4 separate regions of the Mus musculus genome follow, and all the other regions are linked to region 4. Evidence: chromatin loops called from intact Hi-C (ENCODE). Cell type or tissue: heart. All regions are shown on one strand.

Evidence for each region. Peaks named below come from ENCODE experiments on the same cell type or tissue, not always from the same donor. Only the 100,000 strongest peaks of a DNase experiment are listed, where the experiment ranks them.
Region 1: it touches region 4 in a loop (2.7-fold over the local background); 6 of 42 quality-filtered maps call a loop at or near these places.
Region 2: it touches region 4 in a loop (5-fold over the local background); 3 of 42 quality-filtered maps call a loop at or near these places.
Region 3: a loop joins it to region 4, with 10 times the contacts of the local background. A loop is called at or near these places in 9 of 42 quality-filtered maps.

Annotation. Positions count from the first base shown.
Region 1 is chr8:116,987,489-116,992,488 of GRCm38, reverse strand. It overlaps Gcsh (glycine cleavage system protein H (aminomethyl carrier)), which reads left to right. Exons shown (of 5, transcript NM_026572.4): 2 at 3,286-3,365. Among named protein-coding and RNA genes, the nearest start is that of Gcsh, 3.5 kb to the left of the region's middle. In heart, a CTCF peak has its summit at 2,426; no DNase peak of the experiment used is centred here; H3K4me3 peaks cover 503 bases; H3K27ac peaks cover 27 bases.
Region 2 is chr8:117,155,595-117,160,594 of GRCm38, reverse strand. Gan (giant axonal neuropathy) reads right to left here and starts at 2,614. Exons shown (of 11, transcript NM_001081151.2): 1 at 2,294-2,614. The coding sequence starts at 2,460. In heart, a CTCF peak has its summit at 2,391; a DNase peak (open chromatin) is centred at 2,664; H3K4me3 peaks cover 2,616 bases; H3K27ac peaks cover 1,759 bases.
Region 3 is chr8:116,978,172-116,983,171 of GRCm38, reverse strand. 1700030J22Rik (RIKEN cDNA 1700030J22 gene) reads left to right here and starts at 4,213. Exons shown (of 3, transcript NM_027103.3): 1 at 4,213-4,393. Gcsh (glycine cleavage system protein H (aminomethyl carrier)) reads left to right here. Exons shown (of 5, transcript NM_026572.4): 5 at 446-1,205. The coding sequence ends at 543. In heart, CTCF peaks have their summits at 2,799 (motif pointing right) and 4,036; DNase peaks (open chromatin) are centred at 2,811, 4,181 and 4,391; H3K4me3 peaks cover 1,389 bases; H3K27ac peaks cover 920 bases.
Region 4 is chr8:116,918,739-116,923,738 of GRCm38, reverse strand. Cmc2 (COX assembly mitochondrial protein 2) reads left to right here and starts at 2,303. Exons shown (of 4, transcript NM_026844.3): 1 at 2,303-2,388. Cenpn (centromere protein N) reads right to left here and starts at 1,999. Exons shown (of 12, transcript NM_028131.3): 1 at 1,956-1,999; 2 at 1,298-1,411. In heart, a CTCF peak has its summit at 1,971; DNase peaks (open chromatin) are centred at 1,868, 1,918 and 2,288; H3K4me3 peaks cover 2,364 bases; H3K27ac peaks cover 2,298 bases.

The DNA.
Region 1 (5,000 bases), 69 kb before region 4:
TACAAGGGTAAAGAAATGCTCAAATAAGCAGTCCGTTTCAAACCAGGCATGGTGGGTGGCTTCCACCGGTAACCGTGTCAGCACTGCTGAGGTGGAGGATCGCTGTGAGGCCGAGGGCAGCTGGAGCTACATACTGAGTTCCAGGTATTTGGTTAAATATTGCCTAATGTGTCAATTCCCACGGTCTGCTTAACTACTCAGGTTCTTTTCATTTTTACCCTCTTTGAACTGGCAGAATTGTGCACACTTATTATGCAGGGTGCAGAGCCTTGTGCTTGTTGAAACACAGACATTATTCAATTCTGGTTTTTCCTCTTAGAGCTGTGTGGTCTCGGGCACAGTCTCTCAACTTCTCAGAACCCCAGTGCCCTGCATTAGAACAGTGGAGGCGAGGCAATAGCTACCTCAGAGTTACTGGGAAGTCGTCCTGTCACCTGCAGCTTGACATATTAGCAGTGAATAGTTTTATTAACTATTAGTGTGTAGTGCCAGATAGCACCACTGACCCATATTAAGCAAGCTATTGTGTTTGAGAATGCAGTATCTTCAGTTTCAGCTCAGATTTTCTGAGGCCCCAAACCATGGTGGGGTTTTGTTTCTGTTTTCTCAAGGCTGGGTTTCTCTGTGTAATCTTCCCTATTCTAGAACTCTCTCTCTCTGTAGATCAGGCTGGCCTAGAACTCACAGAAGTCTACCTGCCTCTTCCTCTCTGAGTGCTGGGATTTAGGTGTGCCGCCCCCCCCCCCCCCCCCAGTCTGTTTCTGCTCTGAGGTCTGCTCTCACTGCGAAGCTGGAGAGACCCCTGTGTAGCTGAGGATGACAACTTCAGATCCTTCCACAGTGCTGCGACTGGACTGCCGAGCACCACCAAACCCAGCTGTGCAATGGTAGAGACTGAACTCAGAGCTACCACAGTGATAGGCAAGCACCCATCCCCCAAAGCCACATCCCCAGGTCTCAAACTGTGTTTTTCGAGGATTAGGAAGAAAGTAATTATTTACCTAATCTGCTTTCTTCAGTGAGGTCAAGGGTTAACGGAGAATTGTAATCTGTGCCTAAGCCTAGGTAGCATTCCTGGGCTAAAAGGACAATATGGACTTTAAGGGCAAGTGGACCTGGGTGTGCTGAGCTCAGAATGCTGCTGGCTCAAACTGAAGCTGCAAAGTTGAGGCAGAGCAGCGACACTGTCAGCGGTGTGGCCGAGGATAGCGCAAAGGGTCAGAGATCTGTGACTGTCCGCCCCTGGTCAGATGCTGTGTTGAGGTGATGATTGTTGGTCATAAGGTAATCAGGGGGTTCTAGACTTGTAAGAGAATGGCAGTTGAGAGCCACAGCCACATAGCTGTGCATCATCTTTGACCCAAATCCCTTTTCCTTTATTTTTTTTAGCAGGGTTGGGAATTGAAGCCAAGGCTTTGGCCCTTTCTTCAAGGACAGGCTTAAAGAATTGCAGAATTTTAAGAACTTGGCCAAGTTATAATTGTTTATAGGAAGCCTGTTTCAGTCCATAGAACTAAGTTGCAGTTACCTTAGAGAACTCTACCTAAAGACTCACATTACCCTTTTTTAGGTTAAATCTTTTGGTTTTCATATCTTTGTTGTTGTTGTTTTGTTTCTTGAGACAGGGTTTCTCTGCAGCCCTGGCTGTCCTGGAACTTACTCTGTAGACCAGGCTGGCCTTGAACTCAGAAATCCACCTGCCTCTGCCTCCCAAGTGCTGGGATTAAAGGCGTGCGCCACCACGCCCAGCTTGGTTTTCATATCTTAAAAGGTTTATGCTACACGTGTTTTGCTTGCATGTGTGTCTTTGCACCACATGTGTGCCCTTGGAGGTCAGAGAAGGCTTTCAGATGGTTGAAAGCCATCCTGTGAGTGCTGGAAGCCACTCCTATGGTCCTATACAAGAGCAACATATGCTTTTAACTGCTAAGCCACCTCCGCTTCAAATCTTTTTTTTTTTTGTTTTTTTTTTTTTCGAGACAGGGTTTCTCTGTGTAGCCCTGGCTGTCCTGGAACTCACTTTGTAGACCAGGCTGGCCTCGAACTCAGAAATCCGCCTGCCTCTGCCTCCCGAGTGCTGGGATTAAAGGCGTGTGCCACCATGCCCGGCTTTCAAATCTTTTTTTAAGACAGGGTCTTGTGTTGCCCAAGCTCCCTTGAACTCAGACTCAATTGATCCCCCTTTCTTAGCCTCTCCACTCAGTATTACAGTTACAGGCCATTGTGCCCAGTGTAAATCAATCCCCTCCCCCACTGGTGGGATTGATCCAGAGCCTCACATGGTAGCCAAGTTATCTATTGAGCTACATTCTCAGTTCTTCAAACATTGATTCTTGTGTTTTGAGATTGCCTTAATGGTATCTTATTTATTTTTACATGTATGGGTATTATGTCCGTGTTGTATGGCTGCATCATGTGCATGCAGTACCTGTAGAAGCCACAAGGACTCAGATCCCCTGGGTCTGGAGTTAAGGATGACTGAGCCACCATGTGGGTGCTGGGAATTGAACACGCGCAACATAAATCTTAACTGATGAGCCATCTCTAAAGCCATCTTAATGGTCTTAACCTTTCAATCCTACCACCTCCTAAGTGCTAGGTCACAGGCATATGCTGAACTAAACTGACCAGCTAAACTTGACACATTCCCACCTCAGCCCCTATATTTCCAGATGAGTCAGCTGTGTACTGGCATGCATTACTTTCTGTGTGAGCAGGCTTTATTCTGCCTCCCCAAAGCCATCACCCCAAGCCTGTCTTCAAAAGAATAGTCATTGGATAAACTCAGCAAATATACTCTGAAATTTTGGGGGGACTTAGACAGATGTTAAAACAGATAAGCCCAGAGATGTACAAGGATTCCATCTAAGATATGATCTTTGGAGTGCGAGAGATAGCTCTGAGGTTAAAAGCACTAGCTGCTGTTCCAGAAGACCTAGGTTTGGGTAACTCCAGTTTCTGGGTATCTGACATCTTCTGGCCTCAATGAACTCTGCACACATGTGGTGTTCATACATATATATATTCAGGTAAGGCCCTCACCTACATAAACACCTATTGATCTTTACAACATTCATCTCAGTCCATCTATGGCTACACAATGTTTTTTAAAATGTCTTATCTTTATACATTGTTATTCTGCTGGGCATCAAACTACTCAAGCAATGTCAGTTAAACTAAACACCAAACCCTGGAGAAGTCTTAGCCTTTTGACAGCAATGATGTTTGAAGGGCTTTGAAGAAACGCTGCTGCTGTTTTTCTGAAATACTGGTCTTGTGTTTTAGTGCGTAAATTCACAGAGAAACATGAGTGGATAACGACAGAGGAAGGTATTGGAACGGTGGGAATCAGCAATTTTGCACAGGTACTGGCTTGCCTTGACGTGTTTCTAACAGCCTGCTCTCAAGTAGGTTGGAGTCTCTCCACCTTATGAAAATGGCATTGTGCTTTGGGCTTTTCTAAAGATCCTTAGGGAAAAGTCAGAAGTAAAAGTGGTCAAATGTACATTAGTTAGGGCCAGTGTATGTGTTACAAGGGATAACGTGTTTGGCATGGTGGCACAAACTTGTTACTTCATACTTAGGCTGAGGTGGGACACCATGAGTTCAGCCTGTGCTAAATAGGAAGTTTCTTTCTTTTTGGAAAAACAACTATACTGGGGCAAAGTAGGGTACTTAAAAGTAGGGAAGATTATTTAAGAAGTGTTCCATGTTGGATAGGTGAGGGCAAGCTCGAGAGCTTGCGGGGAGGGGACATTGCCATTGTAGGTACTGTGAGAAGCCACATGACCTAGGATGGGAAACACAGCTAATGATAAACACAGCTAATGCAAAGAGAACCCTTTTGTTTAGCCGGCCCATTCTCTCTAACCCTATCCATGCAGTAGCACTCAGTGGTCTCACCCTGCTGCATGTGTGCAGTGAGGCAGGAGAGGGGAAATGTTGGAGAAAATGCACAACTCCTCAGACATGCTGGATTCTTCGGGTCTCTGATACTTTCTTTGCCGTGGCTGTAGACCTCCTGAGAGGGCATAGCACCAGTACAGGTTGTTTATCTACAAGGGGAATCACCTATGTGACAGCGAAGTACAAAATGCATGTACTGCAGCCCATGTGGGTGATGTGAGGAGAGGCGGGCCACTCACCTGGTCCGGCAGGTCCATGAGGACCGCTGCTTGCTGCATCAGTGGGTAGGTTTTCAGGCACTGCAGTTTCGGTCATGGCCTAAAGCTGCAGGGGTGGAAAGCACAGGGTGCTCAGAACAGCCTGTAATCTTGTTTGGAGCGTGTGGTTTGTGCCTGGGGTTACTCCAGCCTGGAGGTCAAGTCTGGCTGGTGACTTAGTTCTTGTAGTGCAGCTCTTGAATTAAAAAAACAAAACAAACCATCTATCTATCTATCTATCTATCTATGCCTGCTGAGATAGCTCAGCAAGTTAAGACTTTTGCCAAAGCCTGGGGACCTAAGTTTGATCCTTGGGACGCACGTAGTAGGGTTGACAAGTGGGAACTGACTCTTGCAGGTTGTCCACAACTTCCATGTGTATGTACATGCAACAAATGAACACATGTGCCCACAGTAGACCTAACACTTTCAATTATTACTTTTGAAGTACTGTGGAGTGTGCCCTGGTCCTCACATGTGAGGCAGGCTCTCCACCACTGAGGTACGGCTCTAGCCTTTCCTACCTTTTCATTTTGAGACAGGCTCTGACTAAGGTGACTCAGCTGGCTTTGAACTTGTTCTGTAGCCCAGCTAGGTCTTGAACTTGGGTTCTCCCTCCTTAGCCTCTGATACATAGTATCACCACCAAGTCTCATCTAATTTTATTCTTTTTGTGCAATGGAGTCTTGTTATGTAGCTGAGGCTGGCTTTGAACTTACAACCCTCCTACATCTGTCTCCTAAGTACTGGGTTGAGAGCTAGCCCACCACACCTGGCCCCTTTTCCAGGGTTAACGGGCTATAAAGAAGAGCAAGGCTGTAACTCCTCGTGTGTGAA
Region 2 (5,000 bases), 240 kb before region 4:
GAAATATCACAGGGATGGCCTAGCATTTCAGTAGTCAAACTTAACACAGCCTGTTAATAAAGAAAATTCAATTTATTGGTAAAATATTAACATTACTTTCCCTACCAGTTGCAAAAACTGGTTAAAAATGAAAATCCAAATAGCTCAGTCTATGAGCATGTTGACAAGCATTTCAGTCAGTGGTCTGCAAGCCCCTAAAGCTGCAATTCTTTAACACAGTCCTTCACGCTGTGGTGACCCCTCCCCAAACCATAAAATAGTTTTTGTTGCTATTTCACAACTCTAATTGTGCTACCATTATGAATCTCTATGTAAATTTCAGTATCTTCTTATGGTCTTAGGTAACCCCTGGAAAAGGGTCATCTGACCCCCAAGGGGTTGCAACCCATAAAACGAGACTACTGATTTAAATGATAAAATATAGAGCCATCAAGTGTTGGTTTTATCCCAAGTACATCCAAATACAACCGATGTTGTCATCTGGAACAGTGGAATCAGGACATTATGCATAGTAAACTTGGGAGTGGACTCCTAGCTCAACCACGAAGCACCAGGAGCCTCGACATCTAAGTTGGTAACATCCTCTGAGACACCATTTTTCTACTTGGAAACTGACAAGCCATGGCCCAGAGGAAATCTATCCTAACTGCTGGACAGACTTGCATGGAGAGCTGTTGAGGGTCTGAAGCTAATTACACATTTCTTTGTAGGTGCCTCGGAGATTAAATGGCACAAAACCACACTGTGCCCCTCATTTGTCATTTTAATGAGCGGGAGTCAAGACTAAATCATCCCCAACAACCCACAGCAGGCAGGTAAGAGCTGAGACAGAAGCAGATCTCCAGACTGCCCAGGGCGGTGCTCCTCTCAACCAGTTCACATGGCAATACAACAGAGCCAAACCTCTGATGTCCACTGGGAAGCGAGGTAATCACTCATTCAACACATGTATTCTGGCACCAGGCACCAGTCCCTCTAGGAAGGTCCCAGCAAGAAACAAAAGAAAAATCCTTGGCCTACTGACTTTACATTGTGGCTCACGGAGATGAGCAAAATACAGGGTTTACTGCAGTGGTAAGTATCACAGAGAAAGATGGAGACAGTGTTTCAGGATATGCGACTTTAGAGCTGGGTGCCATTTAAGGATCTGTAACAATACTGCATCCATTGTAGTTTTCCTAAGCATTTCCCAAACTAGGATTACTCTGTTACGGGAAAGGTCTGGCCTGGAAATTCAGTTTGATTGACTGCCTTAACCTCTGAACTGCCAGCCCTGAGCTGTCATATTGGTGATCTAAATTTCTTGTTCACAGACACCTGACCCCTAAGTCCACAAAGAGCCCAATGTTGTAAGGCCAGGCTAGGCTAAAAGCCAGAAGTTTCAAGGGCACTTGGATTGCTTCTGGAGTTCGAAGGTCTCCAAAAGCAAAGATTCAAGAACAGCATATGTGTCCGAGTTCTGCTGGGACAGAGCCCTAAGAAACGGCATACACATAATTTTCCATTTTCTGATCTGTCAATTCTAGTGACATTGCTATCATTCGTCTATATTTAACCAGCTTACTGGGCACTTTCTCTACCTTTTAGTGCCCCCCCCCACCCCCCATATTAAAAGAGCAAACCAGTTTGCCTGAAGGAAAGTTGCTAAAGAAAAGACAGGAGCCCATCTCACAAATTCTGATCCGATGCTATAAGCTTGGTCTCAACCTTTTCATTAACCTAGTAAACTGGGCTAAGGTTTGCGTCGCTTAAGTTTTACAGTGCCCTCTTGGTGGTTACAATCGCTGGGTCCTCGGTGGTAACTGTAGCCAAAGAACGACCCCGGGTCTTCTCAAATTCGCAACAGTTTTGCCTGTTTGTAACAAGGGAGTGGCAAAGTGACAGTTGGGCTTTGGGGGTGGGGGCTTCCCACCGACCTCTTACAGGGTTCTCCTTCTGCCTAAGCCGCGGGTGTTTGTTTTGGCTTCCCCGCGCAAAACCTGGCCGGCCCACTGTGCGGTGACTCGGAGGTAAAACTTCTGCGGGGCTCCGCGGGCCGGGCGGGGCCTGTCGGGGCGAAGGGGCGGCTCTTCCCGGAGCAGCCCCGCCCTGCTCGCGGGTGCGGGTCCAGGACGGCCTGTACACCGTGTTTGGGGCTTTTGCGGACCTCCAGGGACTCCGGGATCGGGGCGATCTCGGTGGAGAGGCCCATGGGCGCCCGAGGGGCGCGGCGGCAGAGCCACTGGAGCCGCAGGCGGCCAGGCCAGAGAGAGAGGGAGGGATGCGGAGGCGATGGGCGGCGGCGCCCGCTCACCTGATGTACGGGCTGGCCGCCGCCAGGATGTTCTTCTGCACCGGGATCTCCTCGCCGTCGAGGACCAGATGCGCGTCGCAGAAACGCGCCTCCTCCCGGAACGAGCTGAGCGCCCGCAGCAGGCGCGCGGCGTGCTGAGGGTCGGACACAGCGCTGCCCTCGGCCATCGCGCCTCCCGCTCCTCCGCCGCCACCTGCCCGACCCGCCCGCCCGAGTCCCGCGCACGTCCCCGCCGGCCACTCCTCGCGTCCGCTCGCCCGCCCGCCCGGACTGAGTGAAGCTCTGGAGTCAGAGCTGGAAGTTCAACAACGCGCCTGCGCCATCGGCAGCGCGTGCGGACGGCGCCTTTAAGGAGCTGTGCCGTTGCGTCATCTTTCCGCGACGCCCCCGCGCCCCGCCCTACCTCGCAGCAGCCAATCAGAAGGGCTGGGCTGCGAGCGCCGGGCGCGCCCACGGGCTGTGCTTGGTGCGGGCGGAAGGGTTTAGCGGTTCCGCGGTATCCAATTCCCAGTCTCGGCGAACCGAGTGCTCTCAGTGTGGAAGGGAGTGAGACGCAGAGTGAAGCCGAGGACTTATTATTCCTTTCGCGGGAGTTACGCCTCGCTACGTTCACGTCCATTAGTTCCGGGCAGAACGCGGAGTCCGCCAGAAGCCTTCGCTGAAGACGTCGCGAGTGAAGCGAGAGAAACAAGCAGTTTTGCAAGGCTGTGGCAAGGAAGGTGTTTTCCTCTTGCAATTGGGGACCGGGAGCAATGGAAGGGTTTTAAATACCGCGGTAGGGGTAAGGTGTTCCGAAGGTTTCTAAGATCGGGGTCTTTAAAGCAGATCGATGCCAAGATTAGATAGTGGGCTGGATAAAAGGACTCTGTGGTATATGCCCTCCCTTCCGCCCCCGCACAAGAGTACAATTGGGAAGGAGAGGGGGTCCAGTTAATTGCATGATTGCCATCCCTACCTTTTAGGAAAGATAAAGTCTGAAAGACTAGGGGGTATGAAGGCCAGATGTTCGGATGGTGGGGGCTAGACTTCCCACAGAGACAGATCAAGGCTGTGGTACTAAGCACCCCTGGGTGTGCTCACTCTGCAGGGCGAGCCTCGTCTGTGTCCCTGGAAGTTGCTGAAGGTGCTTGGGAGTGGAGGAAGTAGCTACCATTTTGTGCAAACATTAGGTGCTCGAGGCTACAGAGAATTAAGTCTTATGAGGACCAAGGATCAGAACATTGGGGCAGCATTCAAAGTAAGGCAGGATGTGGTTTTCAGTGCGTCAGCACAGCCTCCCGTAGTCCAAAGGCCCCAAGGAAAGTCTTGGTTTTCACCCTGGAAGCAGCAAGGCTTTGGCGTCACTGATAGGAATCAGAGTATAAACTATACTCAAGATAGGAGACTAGGGGAGTAAAGTCAAGGAAGTTACTAGTAGAAGATCGATACATTTCCAGTTTCCATTTCAAACACAGTATCTATACCTGCAGTGATAAAAGTATCTAGACTCTAAACCAGGAGGTGGTGACGCAAGCCTTTAATCCCAGCACCGGGGAGGCAGAGGCAGGCAGGTCTCTGTGAGTTCCTGGCCCACCGAGAGAGTTCCAGAACAGCCAGGGGCTACATAGAGAAACCCTGTCTTGAAAAACCAAAGAGACAACCCCCGCATCCAAAAAAAAAAAAAAAGTAAGCTGTGTCAAAACTAAGGTCTGGGAAAGCAGAGCTGAGTAGAGCTAACAAGGAACTGTGAGTTACTAATTAGTAAGGCCTGTAGTGGGCTGTGTTGTATACAGCCTCTGTATTTGTGCCTATTGAGAAAATATAATAATAAAATAATGCAGGCCTGTTTTCACATAGTGCTTCTGGGCTCAGTCAACACTCTTTTGTTTAAGTAGTTGATGTGTTTTGAACATTGCTCTGTAAGACGCTTTTTTTATCCATATGACTAGCTCGCTTCCGTGTTTATTGTGGCCTGGCACGATTTCCAGGTGCCAAGCCCTTCTTGGTATCAGAGTACCTGGTACAAAGTGCTCCTCACTTAGGGTTGGATGGCTGGTGGGTGGTGTTTTATTTTAAGTGTGAATATTAAATAAATGTTTCCTGGGTTGTATTTTTTTGTTCTTGTGCATTTTCTCTCTGTTGTGCTGTTGTTGAAAGTGGATGATGTGAGTGTGTGGGGGTGGGGGTGGGGTTGGTCTCTAGAGTGCTTGCTGTGCAACCATGAGGACCAGAGCTCTACATCCGGCACCCATGGAAAGCCAGGCTCTGCAGTATGCACTTGTGATCCTGCCAGGGGTCGGAGAAGGTGCTGGGAGATGGGCAAGAACATCCCTGGGACTTGGTGGCCAGCCAGTTTATCGAGAATCAGAATCCTAAGGACCCTGTTTCAAAAGCAATGTAGAAAGGTGGTTGAGGAAAGACCCCTGATGTCAGCCTCTGGTGTCTTCAGATGCTTGCACACTTACCCCTCTTCCCTAACTTCCCTCGACCCCCACGATGTATACGACTAGGAGAGCTTTACACGATGCAGGTATTTGATACAAACGTATTCGTTGATTGTAATGATGGTCTATTCTTCAAATGCCAGAGGTTCCGAAATAAACAGCTCTGATAACAGAGTGCTGGCCAGTTGTCTGAGGATGGGAAGGTTCTCTGTCTCCACAGAAGCACCTGGGAGTGAGTGTAGGTCAGGCAGACGCTTCCTGGTAGAGATGAACTTGCAGTGTTT
Region 3 (5,000 bases), 59 kb before region 4:
AGCTGGTCATGGTGGTGTGCACACTTACCTTTAATCCCACTCCCCCTCTGCAGGGAGGCAGAGGCAGGTGGATGTCTGAGTTCAAGGCCAAGCCTGGTCTACAAAGTGAATTCCAGGACAGCTGTTTCTATATAGGGATATTTGAGTGTGGGGGTCTTTAGTGGTCAGAGGAGGACACTGAATTCCCTGGAGCTAGAGTTATAGGTTGTAAGTCACCTGATACCAATGCTCAAAACCAAACTTGGGTCCCGTGCTACAGCGGTATGCTCTCTTAAAAACGGAGCCATCCTTACTCCAGCCCACTAAAGTCTTAGAGCTAAATTTATTGAAGAAAGAATGGATTTATGTTAGGATAACAACATCACTTAAATGAGGGCACTGTATTAATTTTGAATGAATTTGACTTTAAAAGGCAATGTGAACTGAGGTTCTGTTTTGGGTACAGGTTGGCTGATCAAGATGACACTGAGTGACCCTTCAGAGATGGATGAATTGATGAGTGAAGAAGCATATGAGAAATATGTGAAGTCCATTGAGGAGTGACCATGGCACCCCTCTACTCCCAGATCAAACTGGATGTGACGTGCTCCAGCATGCTTGTCTTAAACTAGTGGAGAATAGAGGACTTGAAATAACTTAGCAATACTGATGGAAAGAAACTGTTCTTGACAGTGCTACTTAAGAGCCACCCCCAACTTCCTAAAGGATGCAGATAAACACAGTGTACAGGTTTTTGATAATTGCCATACTAAGTATTTAGACTAGGGGTTAAGCCCTGGTGTTTAGAATTCTGAGGATCGTCTGCTGTGAAACGTGGTTATGAGGCTGGTTTTGGTGACGGACCACCTTCTAATCCCAGCACGCAACAGGCAGATGTTAGTTAGTTCAAGGTCGGTCTACACAACAAGTTCTAGACCAGCCACAGCTACATGGCGAGACCCTACCTACTGGGTATAAGACTTTCATAATTCAAGATAATAGTGGTGTATCTTAGATAATTTTGTTACTTGCCCATATCCACCACTGGATTTGGGTCAGAGATTAGTGTCTTCTCATTGGGAATGCAAGGAAGTGTTGTACAGTGTCAGAGGCAGGAGAGTACTGTCTTTGTTTCACCATGTGCTGTGTTGACTGTTGTTTTCCCACCGTGAAGCACCGGCTTTGCAACACTGCGAAACAAATAAAACATTCATCCTCTTTGTTGATTGTGATTTTTATTTGGATATTAATGTTTTACTTAGTGACTGCTAGTTTTAGAAGGGTTGATTTTAATTATAGGATGTTCCAGTGTCTGGTGCTAGGTATACCACTGAGGTGTACTGTGCCTAACCATGTGAAATGATTAAAGAGAAAAAAAAATAGAAGTCTGGTGTGGTGGTGCACGCCTTTAATTCAGGAGGCAGAGGCAGGCGGATTTCTGAGTTCCAGGACAGTCAGGGCTACACAGAGAAACCCTGTCTTGAAAAACCAAAAAAAGGAAAGGAAAAAAGAAAAGAAAAAAAAAAAGAAATTAGGCCAGGGGCTAGAGGGGTCAGTGGTTAGGAGGGCTTGCTGTTCCTGCTTCTTGCAGACAACCTGGGGGTTGTTTCCAGCACCCATGTGGTAGCTCAAAACCATCCCTAACTCCAGTTCCAGGGGATCTGATGCCTTCTATTTCTGAAGGAATCACAGGCACATAAGATGCTCAAGCTCAGGGCGAGGTTTACCCATGGTTCTCTGTGTGCATTGACCTTTAGAGAGGGGAATAGGTGTCAACTGGTCAGCAGTGCACACGGTGTGTCTGCACATGGTCAACAGTGCACAAGGTGTGTCTGAACTTCCATCCTGTTCAGGTTTCTATTTAGTAGCCATAGACACTAGAACTTTCTGAAACTGGCTTAAACTGTTGTTTACAACTCAAGTGCACTTACTGCCACCGTAGTTTCTGAAAGCTGATATGGCGCACTCTAACGTCAACTATAAAAATGCTGACTGGGAGTTTGGGATTACACATGCACACTGATATGAATGTATAACTGGCTTGGTGTCTCCCAACACTTAGAAGGTGGAGACCAGAAGGTCAGGAGTTCAAGGTCATCTTTTAGCTACAGATCCCATGGCCAGCCTGGGCTCAGATGAGCTCAAATAAAAACAAACTCCACTACCAAACCAAACCCCTCGGTGACACCCCCCACCCTCTCAAGGAAAGTGGGTAGACTGCTCTAGCATATCTCCTCGGACTACAGCATGCAATTCTATACTTATTTGCTTTAGCCTGGCTCTCATGTAGTCCAGGCTGAACTGGAGGGTAGAGAGTCAAGGACCACCTTGACTCCAGAGTTTCCTGCTTTCAACTTCCATGGGCTGGACTAAAGGCATGCACCACCACACCTGGCATACTTTCTTTCTTTGCCATTTTTTCTTTAGTCTTTGTCTATTTTCTTAACATCTTTGAATGTTTTCAAAGAATTAAAACCTCAGAAATATAGTAGGGGGAAGGGGGGGCTGGTGATGGAGAGATGGTTTAGTGGTCAAAAGCTCTGGCTGCCCTTCCAAAAGACCTGGGTTCAGTTCCCAGGATCTGCATGGATGTTTATGAATGCCTCTAACACCAGTTCCAAAGTATCCGATCCCGCTTTTAACCGCCATGGACACCAGGCATGGAAGTAGTGCACCGACACACATTCATCCAGAATGCCAATACACTTAAAAAATAATTAAAGTTAAAAAAAAAAATTGTTCACAAGGTATTAAATCGTAAAACTCCACAAAACAAAGCAACACTTTGGAGGCTGACTATGTTGGGTTTTAGTAGAACCACTAGAGGGCGCCCCACACAGTATCTGGTATGAAAAAGACCAGTGGTATGGAACTGCAGACTCTGCTGCAGCAGACTGGAAAATTTGACCTGCCCCCTTCCCCACCCCCACTTCTGAGCTTTTCTGTGGCTGTTGAAAAGACTTGTCTACCTTCGGTTGTAAAGATCATGGTTGAGTGGCCAGGTCTGGTGGCATGTGCTTGTAATTCCAGCATTCAGAGACAGAAGGAAGCTGTTGGAGGCCAGACTAGACGTCATAGTGAAAGCCTACCTCAAAACACCGAGGAACGGAGACACATCTTGGTGACAGACTCGCTGTCTAGCAGGCGAACCTAGAAAACAATGAAAGAGTGTGTCTTTATGACTGTCCAGTATGAACATGGTGTACATACATATACACAGGCAGAACACTCATACGCATAAATCCAAAAATACATAGAAAATTTTAGAAATATGTGTCATAGCCCATTAGATACGCTGGTATAGCAATATAATTACAATATCTATCATATATGCTTGTTAAAGTATTTCCCTCATATATATGGGGGAAATAACAAATATTCACAGTCTAGAAGAGGACTTTGTTCCAACTTCATGTGTCATATACATCACATCTTTAGAGGCCGTTAATGCTATAAATCTATGCTATCGATTGTATATATGCTATACTGTATATATATTATATAATGCTATAAGTGTAAAAAGTAGTAATTCTTAGCCATTTTTTCCAAAAGCCTTTGACTCAGCCTGCTTTTGGAGACTTGTTTTCTTAATACTTTTTAAACCAGAAAGCAAAGGGACCTTGGAACTAGACATGAGTTGGGCACCAAGGGCAGCATAGTGGAGAAGTGGGCGGCCCCCTCGCGAGAAACTGCTGCTTCTGCCCCACTAAAGTGGGCAGCACCAAAAAGAACAAAACCAGAAATCCTTCCTGTCAGCAGGTGTGGAAGCCCACGCCCTCGATCCCTTCAATGTTGATTTAGGACATCGAGGAAGGAGGGTTGCCATGAGTTCGAGACCGCACCAGGCTACAAAACAAGGAAGACTCGGTCTCAAAATTATGCAACTAGGAATGAGTCGTCCCGCGAAGTTCTGCTCTCGCTTTCAACACGGGATCCCAAGAAGGAAGGGACGATTCTGCCCAAAGGAAGAAGTGGCCAAATCTCCAGACACTGTTTGTGTGGCCTCTGAGGCATTCCTTCTAGAAGGCAAAAGGCTGTTGCAGCGCAACTTGGCCGCCCAACGTCGCCAGTGCCTGCGAAGCTCTCGAAGCGTCTGGCAACGCGGCACCTAGCAACCACGCACAGAGCGACGGGAATGCTCCTTAGCCCCGCCCTCAGAGGGGACTCCGCCCTTGAGCTGGTTTGTTGCGGGGTTACGTCACTTCCGGCATGCCTGCACCTAGGCCCGCCTCCGACGCGGCCGTAACCTAGGGCAACAGCCCGGCTCTTGGGGGCCGCGACTTGCCGCTCCGGACCTTCCTTACCTCGCGGCCCCGTAGGAGCGTCTGAGTGGCTGTGGCCACGTCCTCACCCCGGGGAACACTCCCTAGACACTTCACGGGCGGCAGAGCCGCGGAAGGAAGCAATCTTCAGGGTGGGTAAGCGAGACGAAGATGGGGTACGGTTCTGGGGTAGCCTGGACTGGGCGGGGCCTAGGGAGCCGCTTGGGCCTCAGGGAGGAGCCGTTTGATAGGCGTGGTCTGTGGGGGCGTGGTTGAGGTTTCAATGGAAGGAGCTTGATGCAGCCCTCTTGATCTTCTGAAGGAAGGGTAAACTCTCAGCTTGTAGCGTGTAGGGAGCCTCTTGGAGGGAGGGAAGGAACTTATGCGGCATGAAGGAGTGTGCAGGGACTATTAGTAAAAGGGAGAAACCAGGTGGGAAGGCGTGGGCGCGAGATTCCGTCTGCCGTGAGCCTTGGGAGCCCTCAGAAGGCCATCCTTTCAGGACCCAGCCCTTAGTGAATTCAGAGAGCCGGAAAAAAAGGGGCGGAATGAAACCCCGTCCAAAACAGAAATCTAGAACCTAGGCAAAAATGAAAAAGGGCACGAGTTGGAAATGGTTGACATAGAAATGGCACACGCCCTACCCTGCAAGTGGAATTATTGGCTGTTGTAAGTTGCTATGTGGGTGCCAGGAACGAACGTGGGTCTTTGGCAAGAGTAGCAAGTGCTCTTAACTGCTGAGCCATTTCTCCAGCCCTC
Region 4 (5,000 bases):
GCTGGCGTGAACTTCTGATCTTCCTGTCCCCATCTCCCAGGCACTGCTGTTACACGTGTGCGCTACCACATCCGGTTTCATGTGGTTTGGGAGATGACCCCAAGGCTTACTGCATGCGGAGGCAAGCATTCCACCAACTGAGCTACCTCTCTAGTCCCAGCTGAGTTCATTTAAAAAGGTGTGCACCACCACTGCCTGGCTCCCCAGGAAACTTACTGCAATCATCCAACAGTGGTTTGTTTGTTTTTTTTTTTTTTCCAATCTTCCATCGTTTATTATTTTTACAGAACCACCTGCAATTGGCTTTATAATTTTATCATAGCTACGTTAATTTTTTTTTCTGCTCAAGACAGGGACTATGTTGATCTTATTCACAACTATGTTTTTAAACTCTATAGCCGTTTTATAACTGTTCTGGCAGGAGCAAAGTCATTCTAAAAAGAGGCACTTGTGAGTGTCCCCACAGAGACATGGAGTTCAACCCAGGGATCTGATGGGGAAGGAAAGGCTGACACCTGGTGCCAGTCAGAGGGAGCTTTTCTGTCTCCTTGTCAGACCCTCTTGCAGAAGGGACTGCAACACCAGGGCAACGATGTCTCAGAGATGGGAGGACCACACCGTGACTAGGGCTGCTTAGTTGTGTATACCCTCTGCTTTCTGTTGAATCTTCTGTTTCAGGACTCAACACTTGGTGTGTGGGTCACTAGACCTCTTTGCTCTTCCCAGTGTGGCCACACTGAATACATGTCTCTTTTCTGCCTCTCATTTAAGACTTGTCTTTTTTAGCCAGGCGGTGGTGGCGCACATCTCTAATCCCAGTACTTGGGAGGCAGAAGCAGGCGGATTTCTGAGTTCAAGGCCAGCCTGGTCTACAAAGTGAGTACCAGGACAGACAGGGCTATAAAGAGAAACCCTGTCTCGAAAAAACAAAACAAACAAACAAACAAACAAACAAAAGACTTGTCCTTTTAAGTGGCCTATGGAGCCTAGCTTGTTAGGGCTGCCAGGGCTGGGGGGTTCTGATCCTAGCAATTTCAGTCACCATGAGCCAAATCACACAGCGAGTCTGGTCACCCAAGAACAATCTCATATGCACTTGACTAATGACTGATGGAAGAGTGACTGGATACCCACCCTAAGCGGTATGCACAAGGGAAGGATATAGTTCCACTGTCTGTCAACTATTAAACCAACACCTTGTTCGTGACAACATCTGAGAGCGTTTTCCTGATCCTCAGTGAGGTAAATTAGAGGAGAGTGTATGCAAAGCAGGCATTTCTCCTATCCCAGTACTGACCAGGCCAGATGCGGCTATAAACTTCGGAGATCAGGGCCTTCGGGGTGGGGTGCCCAATCCTTAGCACTTCCGAAGATTCTTAATTCTGAGTGATCTATCTGCACCATGCCCTTCCTAAAAGAAATGACAGAAAGGGCGTAACACATCAACAAAGTTAGCAAGTCTTTGAGTGAACTTTCTGCCCTGTTACTATTTCAATTTCTATTTTCTAGCGCTTTATTCATGGTAGCAGCTAAGACAAGGCTGTTGAATGTACACGTGACAATAACGATCCGGTAGACCCGCATGGAGCACAAGGAGTATAGCAACAGGAGGCATGGACAAAAACTGAGGCGAGGCTAGGAATTAGAGAGCTGACACCTAGGCTCGACGGAACCTAAGGATCAAAGTAAAGCAGCTCTTGAGCGGGCAGCCCGGAGCCTCCATGGCATAAACGCCAAGGGACATAAAACCCCGCCCCACTCCGGGCGGATATGACGCCATGGACGCTCATCCCGGCCCTCTTGGCCCGGACCCGGCCTCCACTAGTGTCACTCCTAGGCTAAGATCCCGTGGCGGAACTGCGCCGTGGCAAGGCCCCCGTAGATGTCTGAGGCCTGGCTCCTGTAGTCCTCCCGCCGCCTCCGAGTCCAATTCGGTGTCGCTGAGGCTGCCTTACCAGTCCACATCGCCCGCCGTCTCTGCAGCGGTTCCCGCCGAGGTGCTTTTGAAGCCGCCAATGGCCGCTCGGGCCCCGCCCACCTGGCAAGCCCTCCGCACTGCTTCGGCTGCACGGGGGGACGCGGCTGTGGGCGCCTGATGGAAAACGCTTTAGATCCCCAGAGTCGCTGTACTCAGAGACAGGATCATGTAAATATAATTGTTCTCCGTCTCGAATTCCACCTGGCAGTCATCTCTGTGTGCTGTCCCCGCCGAGCCCCGGTGGGATGGCCCTAGATCCCCCTCAGCATGGGACAGTGGACCGGTCCAGGCGGAGCGATGCATGCAGGATGACGCATGCGCGGAGCGTCGGTGCTTGCAAGTCCTAAGGGAGCTGCGGGCTCCGTGTCGGTGACTTCTCTTTCTGTGCTTCTTGTAGGGGCTGAGTGACGGTGAGTGTCGGGTGTCCTTCAGCCTCCGGGCATCTGGCTGCCTGTGGCGGAAGGACGCGGCTCTTTAGCTTCCCACGCCGCGCTAGGTTCACCCATGTCCCTGCCCTTGGACCTTTACTAGGAACACTCTTCTTGGTGAGCCGCGGGCATGAGCTGTCACACTGCTGAGATCTGCCCGCCGCTCGCTGGCATTGCGACCTTGGGCGCGCGCCTGGTCGAGTGCGCGTACCCTGCTGCAAAACTTTGGAGATGCGTGACACTGAGGGCGCATTGAGCTAACTGTTCTGGCTGATAACTAATCTAGGGAGCTGCCGTCAAAAGTTTCTTTACTGAAAAGTCACTGGACTGGCTGGTGATGTGGGTATCTGTAAAGATCCCCCACGGTACACTTGACAAGGAAAGTAATGTTTAGGGTCCGTTAGATAGGCTTCGAGGACGACTGTGAGTGTTTTCACAATAGATGTATTAGAAGCCTCTGTTAAAACTTCTCGAAATCAAACAAAACCCCAGGCAAGGAGGGTAGGATGGTTTGCTTCAATCTCAGCTCTGGGGAGGTGGTGGAGGCAAGAATCAGGAATTCAAGGTCACCCTCAGCAACATAAGGAATTTGAGGCTACACTAGACCCTGTGTTAGTAACAAAACCCACTTTAAATGTATGCAACTTTGCCTTGGCAAAGGGATTCTCTTGACATCTTTTCTGTCTTGTACATCCAGGCCTTGGTATTTGGTTGATCGAAGTGAAAATACGCCTCTCCATTTTCAGTGTTAAATGTCAACATTCAGCAGACATTTATTTCTTTTTTCCTCTAAAATTTCCCTGGTCTTAGCAGACTACTTACCTGCCTACCTGGCACTAGTAGGAGATTGTTCCAGAATGATGCAGAGGAGGCCTATTCTTTTTTTTTTTTTTTTTTTTTTTGGTTTTTCGAGACAGGGTTTTTCTGTGTAGCCCTGGCTGTCCTGGAACTCGCTTTGTAGACCAGGCTGGCCTTGAACTCAGAAATCCGCCTGCCTCTGCCTCCCAAGTGCTGGGATCAAAGGCGTGCGCCACCACGCCCGGCAGAGGCCTATTCTTTTGAGAAGCAGTTTTAAGGTGATAGTTGAGAAATGATCATGTGTGTGTGTGTGTGTGTGTGTGTGTGTGCGTGTGTGTGCGTGCACGCCTGCCTGTCAGAAGATGCTCACTGGAGTTAGTTTTCTCCTTCCACCATGTGTGTTTTGAAGATTGAATTCAAGTCCTCATGCACTTGCTGGCCTTAATTAGTGTGTATTTTTGTATGTGTCTGTTTTGGGATTGGGCCTGACCTCAGTCCAGCCAACCCTCATGCTCTATGTCTATATCTGCCTTACGGATTTGAGACCTGCTTTCTCCTTAACTGTGTTAGCTTGCTGTTTTGGCTAGGTTGGCTAGCCATGAGAACCTTCTTGGGGTCTGCCTGACCCGATCTCCGCAATAAGGGGTGCAGACACCTAAGGCACAGCAAGAGCTTTACCCACCAAACATCTCTCCAGCTCCTTGCTTATTTTAAACTATTAGGAATGGCAACTGTAGTGTAAGTTTCTTTCTTGGGCAGCCAGAATAGCAAAATCTCTCTAAAAGAAATACAGATGGCGTTAAAATATAGGGATGTCACCTCTTATAATACCTTCTCTTATCAGCACGCATTTCCTCATACTAGAGTCACTCTATTTAAAAATGTGCTTCCTGGCGCTAAAGCAAGGGATTTGTTCCATAAGGTTGCGTGTTTAGGACTTAGGTTAAATAGAGTTCTTCTTGCCAAGAGTGGAAGAAAACAAAATTAACATTTTATTCTTTGAAACAGCCATCCAGGATAAGCAGTGAGAAAAGCCCATTTTCGTTTCTCAGTTAAAAATAAAATGAAAACAATTTTTCTTTTTTTCTTTTTTCTGGCTAGCACTGTAGTAATATACAAAGTTTAAAAACTTTTGTCATGATGGGAAGAAAATACATGTAGTTATGTGTGTTTGTTTGTCTATGATACACATATATAGATTATTGGCCAAATGCTTTCTCAAGTACAGATACTTATTAAATTGTGGTAGGATTATGTCCAGATAAATGCACTGTAAGTTCAAAACTTCATTTAAAGGGCACGGTAAGGCCAAATTGCAATGGCCGATGCTTGGTTAGCACTAGACATGGCCCTGGTTTGACCCTCAGCTCTGAAGAAACAATGTATTTGGTATACCTTATGGACTGAACACCATAGCTCTCCCTGGCTTATGTCACCGTGCCCAGAATGTGTAAGGTGGAGCAGAATCTTCTAACACAAACCCTCTTTTTAAATAAAATATCGCATATATTATGATACATAGATATGCTTTTTTCCAGATGTGAAAAGAATGTGGAAATAGAAAACACAGTGCTTCAAGGAATAATAGCCATCCAGTGTGCTGCAGCGCATACATTTCTCTACGCTGTGGGACTCACGAGCCAGGTGGTCACCAGTACCCAGCACCGTGAGAAAGCACTGGCCTGCACTGCTAGTTTATGAAAAGCTTAAGATTTGAACAGCAGGTCCTAAATGCATTTCATCGTTCTATGATAATGAAACCGAGAGATGATAAGGTGGGCCATCAGAAGTTGGAG